2 separate regions of the Homo sapiens genome follow, and region 1 is linked to region 2. A link is an interaction called in ENCODE POLR2A ChIA-PET data of the cell type or tissue named here. Cell type or tissue: PC-9. All regions are shown on one strand. Links, peaks and the distances in the headings refer to the core of each region. The heading gives the core; the rest is flanking DNA. Region 1 overlaps SEPTIN10 (septin 10). Region 2 holds the start of LOC107985774 (a long non-coding RNA gene).

The links. Peaks named below come from ENCODE experiments on the same cell type or tissue, not always from the same donor. Only the 100,000 strongest peaks of a DNase experiment are listed, where the experiment ranks them.
Region 1: POLR2A ChIA-PET joins it to region 2 with 27 read pairs; 13 of 35 experiments call an interaction of 5 or more read pairs at or near these places.

Annotation. Positions count from the first base shown.
Region 1 is chr2:109,604,687-109,610,071 of GRCh38, forward strand. All of the region lies in intron 1 of SEPTIN10 (septin 10), which reads right to left. It also overlaps a transcript of RANBP2 not described here. Among named protein-coding and RNA genes, the nearest start is that of SEPTIN10, 6.6 kb to the right of the region's middle. In PC-9, for the core only: no CTCF peak of the experiment used is centred there; DNase peaks (open chromatin) are centred at 3,245 and 5,115; H3K4me3 peaks cover 1,182 bases; H3K27ac peaks cover 4,546 bases.
Region 2 is chr2:109,718,701-109,724,085 of GRCh38, forward strand. LOC107985774 (a long non-coding RNA gene) reads left to right here and starts at 811. Exons shown (of 2, transcript XR_001739114.1): 1 at 811-849; 2 at 1,225-1,416. It also overlaps a transcript of RANBP2 not described here. In PC-9, for the core only: no CTCF peak of the experiment used is centred there; no DNase peak of the experiment used is centred there.

The DNA.
Region 1 (5,385 bases), core at 314-5,313, 110 kb before region 2:
ACTCCAGCCTGGGTGACAGAACGAGACTCTGGGGAGGGGAGGGGAGGGACAACACAGTAGTGGAATCTGCGTGTGCCAAGGGTACAAATATAACTGGTATGGTTGGAAAATCACAGTGAGCTCATCACTGAAGCCCAAGGAGGCTTACATGTAAATGCAAGGACAGCAGAAAAGGTGAGGCTGCAAGAAGCTGACTTCATGATTCTGAGTCCAAGTGACTCAAACTAAGGTCACTGGAGAGACGTCACTGTGAAGCAGGAAAGAGAATAGGAGAGGAATCAGCACAGGTTTGATGCAACTTTGGAACTACTGAGTTTAAGGTTCCTATGAGCACCTTGGATCCCTCAAAGAACTTTTATGTAAAATTTTACATTATCAAAAACAAATATACGTGGCCCAGTGGTAATTCTCACTTCTCTTGAAGTTTCCATTGATTCCTTGAGACTTGAATTGTTCTACACTGATAAGAGCATTAAAGATTCAGCTTAATTCATCAAGCCAGTCAGGCTTAGTTTTTGGGCTGAATATAATTATACCATATTACTAGTATGATCAGGCAGATCACCTGAGGTCAGGAGTTTGAGACCAGCCTGCCCAACATGGTGAAACTCTGTCTCTACTAAAAATACAAAAATTAGCCAGGCATGGTGGCAGGTGCCCGTAATCCCAGCTACTCAGGAGGCTGAGGCAGGAGAATCGTTTGAACCCGGGAAATGGAGGTTGCAGTGAGCTGAGATCGTACCACTGCACTCTACTCTGAGCGACAAGAGTGAAACTCCATTTCAAAAAATAATAATAAATAAATAAATAAATTGTACTTGAATAACAAAGTTAATTCATAAAAGTATAACATAATTTTCTGACTAAAAGGTAGGTAAATGGGAAAGTGTAGCTAAAAAAGCTAATCAGAATACCTGAGGATAAGCTAAATAATATCTGTATAATTTTTGTAATCAACAAAAAAGAAAATATATAGCAAAATATGCAAATACAAAACAAAATTATTTTCTCCAACTGTTCAAATTATAATGCTGTATTAGGTTCTTTAGTCCTCAGAGTTACATGGAAACTGTAAATTATAATTCTTTTCTATACAACAGAATTTCTGTTACTATGTGACAAGCAGCCTATCTTCTACCAAAACAGAGAGCCCCCAGAAATTCTCTCAATGATCCATGTCACAAAGAAGAAGAGTTAGCATGACATCAGTATAAATGTATGTTAAGAAGGCTGTTAGAATTAACTGTATAGTAGCAACAGATGCAAAATGCTGCATCATTAAGAACTGCCAAAGCCTGGAATGAGGTCTGGGGCAAGGAGGTACAAAGACAACATGGAGGAAACAAAAGACATTTTGTGCAAGGATGTGTGAAAGTTGCATCTCATCCAAAAAACTAGAGATAACAGTACTCAGCTCATGGGCTGGGAGAATAAAATGTGGTAACACAGGCCGGGTGCCGTGGCTCATGCCTGTAATCCCAGCACTTTGGGAGACCAAGGAGGGAGGATTACAAAGTCAAGAGATTGAGACCACCCTGGCCAACATGGTGAAACCCCGCTTCTACTAGAACTACAAAAATTAGCTGGGTGTGGTGGCACATGCCTGTAATCCCAGCTACTCCGGAGGCTGAGGCAGGAGAATCGTTTGAACCCGGGAGGCAGAGGTTGCAGTGAGCCAACACTGCACCACTGCATTCCAGTCTGGCGACAAAGCAAGACTCTGTCTCAAAAAACAAAAAATAAAAAATAAAATGTGATAACACAAGGGAAGTACTTGCCATGGTGAATGCACTTCAGCATCTGGTAGCATTCAATTACCATAGTGGACATAGTTATAGCCATAAAGGACAAGTCCACAGAAAAATATATCTTGACTACTTTATTACCTGCAAAGATCTTCAGAGATTACTAGGCCACTAAAAGTTGAAAATAATAGCTAAAAAGTTCCCTTTTATTAAAAAAAAAATTGCACTAAAAATTTTAAGCTTTTTTTTTTTTTTTTTTTTTTTTTGAGATGGAGTCTCACTCTGTCACTCAGGCTGGAGTGCAGTGGTGCAATGTCGGCTCACTGCAACCTCCGTCTCGCAGGTTCAAGCGATTCTCCTGCCTTAGCCTCCCGAGTAGCTGGGACTACAGGCACGCACCACTAGGCACAGGGTTTTACCATGTTGACCAGGCTGGTCTCAAACTCCTGACCGGAGGTGACCCACCCACCTCAGCCTCCCAAAGTGCTGGGATTACAGGCATGAGCCACCACGCCCAGCAAAGCTATTTCTTTCATGAATAGTGAAGAATTGAAAGGCTTCTCATGTTATTTTAAGTTTCAGCATATAAACAGTGTCAGACAGTGAATATTCTTCCTGTCTAAAATGTCTAGCCTGCTCTTCTCCGCTAATCCATGGCCATCGCTTCGTTTACTATTTAGCTCAATATTGAGCTTTTTGTAAAAAGCTTTCATTCTACTTATTTAAAGGTAGTATAAATCATAATCACACAAATAATTTGTATTTTCCAAAAATTCATATTAGTAAGCTGCTTGGAGTAAGACTACAGTCTCCATAGAAACAATATTACAAACAGCTAAGGTCCTGAGTAAGTTCTTGAATGCCTCATTTAACTTATAATGTACAGAGTATTTAGTCTTAGACTGTTTTCAAATCTAGTAGCAGACTCAGAAGAAAAAACATATGTTGCCCTATTGCTAGGATGGCTAACCATGGATCATGCATTCTCAATGGGGGCAGTACCTGTATTATCTCTCCCCCTAAAGAGAGCAGAAATCGGTTCTTGGGAGGACAAAAATAAATAAATAAACAAATGGTCTGTGGCCCTCACCAAAGCTCAACCTTATCTGAAAAATGTATATTCTTTAGTACTGGATTCCTCCCATTAGGGAGAACTTAATTACCTGGGCTAATTTAATAAAAATTAAATCTGTTATTAATTACATTTTATTTAAATGTAATTTTTCTCCTGAGGGGGTAATAATGAAAAAATGTTGAGAAACACTGTTCTAGATAAACCTTGAAAAAGGCAAAGTTTAGTCTTTCCTCCCCTGACTTCTCACCCAACCTGCCCTAAATCAAAACTACCTACCTGTGTTCACCCCTAGGGAAACTCTGACTTCCTTGATTCCCAGGATCTCCCTAGGCATTAGGAAAGTCACCCACTGACTAACTTGTCTGGAGGTATCTATACTTTTATAAGACGACAAAAGGACTTTCTATAAAGTAGATTTCATGCAGTGCAAATGGGAAAAAAAACTGAAGATTATGCTGGAGATGGGGAAAAGTTCAATGTCTGTTTCTGAAGCCGTGACTCATTCAGATTGAGCAGAACTAGCTACTAATTTGTCAGTGAGAACATTTCTCATCTATACACATAGAATTAAACTTAGTCAACTATCCTCTTAAAGGTCTTTTATAACAAAAGCAGCTTTTTATTTTAATTTTCAAAAATCATTTGAGTAATTCTGGACTAATTTAGAGCTCAAGGCAATGTTCCTGCCAAATAGTATATATGCAGCTAAGGAAAAATGTCACCATGCACAGCTTCTATTTGTCCATGAGAGACTGGGATACAGTTTTCTCATGGACACTCACAGAACATTCAAGGTATCCATCAATATACTCCCTACCTAATATTTCACAATTTGTGAACTCTTTCTATGTAACACGCACTCTAAGACAATAGGACTTTCTTGCTATCCCCATAAATACAGACCACACAGAGGGCAGGATAAACTTGATCTGATTCTTAAGGGAGGAAGGTAAAGGAAATCAGAGAATAGCCACATTTCTACCTTATCTTTGGTAAGTTCCTTGGTCATATGATCTTAGGCTGAAACTAGTGAGGAGGGGCTGGGGAGCCCATCCTACCTGGCACAGACCAGGGAGCCTGACCAGGTAGCCTATTTACTAAAAGTAATACCAACAAAGTATAAGTGCTATATCCCAAGCTATTAAATCATATTTGTTTTAAGGTATTTAACATTAGAATTTAAAATATTTTACTTTCGTCATTATGACTATGAGATACATGATTCCTCCTCCAAAATCCTTAAATCAGTAGTAGATACAAATCCTAAAAAAAAATTAAATTTTCTAAATAAAGCATTATCTAAATCAACCTTCCAGATATTATCAGAAGAAAGTGTAAGAATTAAAGTTCTCATTACAAAAGCTTTGCGCATCAGGCATTTTATACTAGGAATGCTCAAAATCTAAAGCAGAGATAAATCACATTAATATGGTTGAAAGCAAGGGTCCTGTATGTATTCTTGAAGAGAGGGACTCTATCCTGCAGTAGATTATAAAAATTTAAGAGCATCCTTCTCCTTCTTTCCCACAGACCAAAATATATCAATCAATCAATCAATTAATCCAAACATAACCTGGCACTATGTTATAATGAAAATCGGTCTGGGACTATCTGAAAAGTATGACACTATCAGTGTTTCAGCCTAGGGAAAGTGGGGCTTCATTAGAACATAAGTGTAGATGAACAAACAGCTCCTGGCTGCCTGCAAGCATTTATAATTTATTCATTTAACATTCAGCAAGAATAAAATTGTCCAAGATAACATACTTTCCATATAAAAAAATAATGCCTGTCCTCAAAGATATATGAGTATGGCTATGGAGGATACAAAGAATAATACAGGTTGCTCTTCCAGAAAACAGATCATTTAATTAAGGACGAAAAAAATGCAGAGTTTACTTGATGCAAAAGGTTAACAATACAAAAACATAAATTAGGAGGTACTGCAAGGTAGCATATGACCAAATACCAAATGAGAAGCAGCCTGGCTGCCAGGGGCTGGGGTTCTCTGGGAAAGCTTCAGAGGAAGCAGCATGGGAACTGAGTCTTTTCACTGCCGAGATCGCGCCACTGCACTCTAGCCTGGGTGACAGAGCAAGACTCCGCCTCAAAAAAAAAAAAAAAAAAAGATCAAGAAAGAATTAAGAATCACAACTTCAAGACAGAAAGTAAAACAAATGAGAAGCCTCTTAGATACGAAAATTATCCTCACTGAAGAAAAACTGAGAAGGAATGAGAAAAAAAGTTCAGAAGCATTGTAGCTAAAACAGGAAATGACAAATGCGGACAGGAATTGCAAAGATTTGGTCACCACTTAAAAGGTAAGGATAACTGAAGAAGTGGAAAATTATGGCTGTGTTTCTCGGGAGATGAAAAGGCAGTCAGTGGACTGTACTCAACACTATTTCAAGATCCACTATCTCAGTCAACAATAACTAATTATACAGCCAGGATCTCCTGAATCATAAAATGATGCAATTCCTAATAAGGAGCATGGTGGAGATAATGGCAGGGACAATATGACACAGAGCAGATCTCACAATCACTAGCTGTGATTCCTTAAGC
Region 2 (5,385 bases), core at 213-5,212:
CAGGCGCAGTGGCTCACGCCTGTAATCTCAGCACTTTGGGAGGTCGAGGCAGGCAGATCATGAGGTCAGGAGATCAAGACCATCCTGGCCAACATGGTGAGGAGATTGAGACCATCCTGGCCAACATGGTGAAACCCCGTCTCTACTAAAAGTACAAAAATTAGCTTGGCATGGTGGCACATGCCTGTAATCCCAGCTACTCGTGAGGCTGAGGCAGGAGAATTGCTTGAACCAGGGAGTCAGAGGTTGCAGTGAGCTGAGATTGTGCCACTGCATTCCAGCCTGGCAACAGAGTGAGACTCCATCTAAAAAAAAAAAAAAAAAAAAAGAAACAAAAACAAAAAGCAATTTAATTACATGCCTGAGTGGGTAAATTGTGTTGTATGTGAATTATATCTTTTTTTTTTTTTTTTGAGATGGAGTTTTCCTGTTGTTGCCCAGGCTGGAGTGCAATGGCATGATCTGGGCTCACCGCAACCTCCGCCTCCCAGGTTCAAGTGATTCTCCTGCCTCAGCCTCCTGAGTAGCTGGGATTACAGGCATGCACCACCACACCCGGCTAATTTTTTTTGTATTTTTAGTAGAGATGGGGTTTCTTCATGTTGATCAGGCTGGTCTCAAACTCCCAGCCTCAGATGATCCTCCCACCTTGGCCTCCCAAAGTGCTGGGATTACAGGTGTGAGCCACCGCACCTGGCTGTGATATATCTTTTTTTTTTTTTTTTGAGGTGGAATCTTGCTCTGTCGCCAGGCTGGAGTGCAATGGTGGGATCCCCGCTCACTGCAACCTCTGGCTCCCCGGTTCAAGCAATTCTCCTGCCTCAGCCTCCTGAGCAACTGGGACTACAGGTGTGCGCCACTACACCCAGCTTATTTTTGTATTTTTAGTAGAGATGGGGTTTCACCGTGTTGGCCAGGATGGTCTCGATCTCTTGATCTCGTGATCCGCTAGCCTCGGCCTCCCAAAGTACTGGGATGACAGGTGCTAGCCACCACGCCTGGCCCATGAATTATATCTTAATAAAGCCGTTAAAAAAATTGGAAGGACTGGGGAGAGTCCATAGATACCTTAGATCAACAAGGGGTCTGCTTAGAAGGCCTTTTCATAAGCATCGACCAAGATGATTCCTCTGGGCATCATGAATTTCCAGGCTTGGCCACAGTGATGATTATTCTTTAAGCAAAAATTCATTTATTTCTCTTCCTTGACCAACATTTATGTAGATTGAAATTTGATGTCAAGCCTCAAGCTGGGAGTAACAGGAGGAAGTGAGCCTCTGGAAACTGCTGTTCTACCGAGGACTCGTGATCGGCTGCACCTGGCTAGATTCTGGACTATCACTGCCCTTACCAGCCAGCTTCGGCCAGCTAAAGTCAGCTGCTCTTTGTGGTTGACATAAATTTCATTTGACATTTCTACTGACTTCAGAAACTTTTGCCAATAGAACATGTGATGGGGAGACCAGTATGAAATACTGAACCTCCTCCTGCACGCCTCCACGCCCTTGTGTAACCTTCTGATCATTATATATATATACACACACATATATATCAATCTTTATACACACACACATACACTCACACACACACACACATATATATATATACAGTCCCTTCAGTGACACAGCATCACCGTGACAGCCACTATAGCAGCACTTGCAACCTATCAGTGGTTCTTAATTCTGGCTACATCTTAGAATCACCTAAGGAGCTTTAAAAAAAATGGCAACGTGTGGGCTCCATCCCAGACAAATTGAAACCAAATCTCTTTCACAGGTAAGACCTGAGTATCAGAGCCTTTTAAAAGCCCTAGAGGTGATTCTTATGCACCATGTGGGGCTGAGAATCACTGTTACCAGGCAGGCAGTGAGGTAATGCAGTTCCCCTACTGAAGTGCAGGTCTGTAAGAACTTGGTGTGCCAAATGTAAATTCTCAAGGCAGGGATCCAGGCACTAAATAATGCCATCATTGTTTACAGTTCTGATGGGACCTAATCCATCATTTCATCCAATCTCCTTAGTTTTCACATGTGTAAATAACTCCAAAGATGTGAGTTGCCAAGGTTACCTGATTTGCTCTTCTCCCCAGAAGATCTGAGAGCCCCTTCAGGCTGGGACCTCACAGCAGGGCACTGCTTTCTGGCAAAAGCCCTCCCTCTCCTGATTGTCACTGGCCCAGCTTCAGGGGAAGGCGGCCCTTCTAGCACAATGCCAGATGTGGGCACCTTTCTAGCTAGGCCTCTCCTCACCCAGCTCAGCAGCCTTGCTCACCTGAGATGAATGCCTATCAAGTCACAGATGCCACCAAGAGGGCTGGTGCAGCATCACTAAGATCACACAGAATGTGCCGCTGTGATCAGGATGTGAGCTGCCCCAAAACAAGATGGGGCAACTGCATTTCTGGAACTGCCAGAAATATTAATTCATATCATTACTACAAGTTCCTTCTTGAAGACTTCTGAGTAGACACTGGTTAGTATTTACAAGGACATTAAAAACCTCCCTCGGAACACGAACTTTCTTTTGTGTACACGCTGCGGCTTTCTTCCTTTGCACCCTCTCCCAAGGAAGCAAAGCCAGACATGTTTCCTCAGCAGCTAAATGCTGTTATACCAGAAATTCCACACTGCGCCACAGGCTGATGGAACACAGGACGTGTGATTTGTTTCCAAAGTGGCAGACTCATAAAAGCTAAGCCTGTGCAGAAACACGCTGGGCATGCATAAAAAATAATGAGATCAGGGATGCCTCCGCAGGCAGGTATCAGAGCAGAGACAGAATCAGAATTGCTGTGCTGGAATTCGCTCAGAAGGTGCCTTTTACTAGTCCATTTAAGGCCCAAAGATAAAAAAAACAGCATTGATCTCCAAGGCCGCACAGCTAGAGGCAGAAGCAGGATGAGGCCATCAGAAAGGGTGGTGGCTGTTTCGGTCTTCCAATTCAGTGTTTTCCTCACAAATATCAATCCACCGCTTTTTAACTTTCCCATTTCTTTCAGTATTTTATTTTATATATGAATATGTTACCCTCAGCCCTAGGTGCTGGAGGCCCGCTAGTGTCTGCCAGTCAGAGGGAACACCATAGCCCCATGGGTGCAGCTGGCAAGGTGGCCCTACAACGAGGGGTCTCCTGAGCGAGCAGCCACCTTGCCCCAATTCCCACCAGCCTGCCCGTGGGCCACGCCTCTCTAGGTGGGCTCTGGGTGGTCTCCACGGAGCCCACTTGTCCTCAAGAATCCTGTGCAGCCAGCTGGCTCATTTAGGGATTTAGGCAACACATTTGCTTCAGTGGGAACACAAGGAAGTCCTATTTTCAAAGTCAAATAGCCTACAGAGCTTTAGTGAGGCATGTGTGTGTGTATGTGGAGTGGGGTGGAGAGGAGGATGGCAGGCTAAGAGGCCATCCAGGTTAAAATCGATTTTAGAGTTGGCTGAGCTGAGAAGGTTGCAACCATCCTGTCAGCACCAGGTCCTGGGGCCCTGCGGACTTGTTTGTCGGCATCCTGGAGCATAGCCCAGAGAACTTGTTGAAGAGCATCTTGATGCTGCTTGCAGGACACCTCCCCTTTCATAGAGGAGTTAATCTACACTAAGACCTGCTGGCCACAGGCCAGACACGGAAAGAGGCAGAGCCTGGCACTGCTCCGGCTCAGTGTGAACATGCTCATAGCTGGAAGGGAGGGTTCATAGCCCACAGCTCTCTAGTGTTTGTCAAACCCTCTCCCATCTCTGTACTGTTCCCAAGGATAGCACATTCCCCATTGGTCCTTCTCTTTTGTTTCAATTTTTATTTCAAGATCCAAGTTACATGTGCAGGATGTGCAGGTTTGTTACATAGATAAACGTGTGCCATGGTGGTTTGCTGCAGAGATCAACCCATCACCTAGGTGTTAAGCCCAGCATCCATTAGCCATTCTTCTGATGCTCTCCCTTCCCTCACCCTCCCCACGACAGGCCTCAATGTGTGTTGTTCCCCACCATGTGTCCTTCTGTTTTCATTGTTCAGCTCCCACTTATAAGTGAGAACATGTGTTTTGTTTTCTGTTCCTGCATTAGTTTGCTGAAGATAATGGCTTCCAAATCCATCTATGTCCCTGCAAAGGACATGATCTTGTTCCTTTTTATGGCTGCATAGTACTCCATGGTGTATATGTACCACATTTTCTATCATTGATGGGTATTTGGGTTGATTCCATGTCTTTGCTATTGTGAATAGTGCTGTAGTGAACATACAGTCATGTATCTTTATAATGGAATGATTTATATTCCATTGCGTCTATACCCAGTAATGGGATTGCTGGTTCATACGGTATTTCTGCTTCTAGATCTTTGAGGAATCATCACACTGTCTTCTCCAATGTTTGAATTAATTTACACTCCCACTAACAGTTTAAAAGTGTTCTTTCTCCACAACCTCACCAGCATCTGTTGTTATTATTGGCATTCTTTTTTTTCTTTTTCTACTTTTTTGAGACAGAATCTCACTCTGTCACCCAGGCTGGAGTGCAGTGGTATGATCTTGGCTCACTGCAATCTCTGCCTCCTGGGTTCAAGCTGTTCTACTGCCTCAGCCTCCTGAGTGGCTGGGACTACAGGTGTGTGCCACACGCCCGGCTAATTTTTGTGTTTTTAGTAGAGACGTTTCACCCTATGTTGGCCAGGCTGGTCTCAAACTCCTGACCTCAAGTGATCCACCAGCTTTGGCCCCCCAAAGTGCTGGGATTACAGGTATGAGCTACCACACCTGGCCAATAATTGCCATTCTGACTGGAATAAGATGGTATCTCATTGTGGTTTCAATTTACATTTCTATAATGATCAGTGATGTTGAGCTTTTTTTCATATATTTGTTGGCTGCATGAATGTCTTCTTTTGAGAAGTATCTGTTTATATCCTTTGCCTACTTTTTAATGGGGTTTTTTTTCCTGTAAATTTGTTTAAGTTCCCTGTAGACTCTGGACATTAGACCTTTGTCAGATGGATAGACTGCAAAACTTTTCTCCCATTCTGTATAGGTTGTCTGTTCACTCTGCTAATAGTTTCTTTTACTGTGTAGAAGCTCTTTAGTTTAATTAGATCCCATTTGTCAATTTTTGCTTTTGTTGCAATTGCTTTTGGCGTTTTCATTATGAAATCTTTGCCCATGCCTATGCCCTGAATGGTATTGCCTAGATTTTCTTCTAGCATTTTTATAGTTTTGGGTTTTACATTTAAGTCTTTAATCCATCTTGTGTTAATTTTTGTGTAAGGTGTAACAAAGGGGCCCAGTTTCAATTTTCTGCTTATGGCTAGCTGGTTTTCCCAGCACCATTTATTAACTAGGGAATCCTTCCCCCATTGCTTGTTTTTGTCAGGTTTGTCAAAGATCAGATGGTTGTAGGTGTGC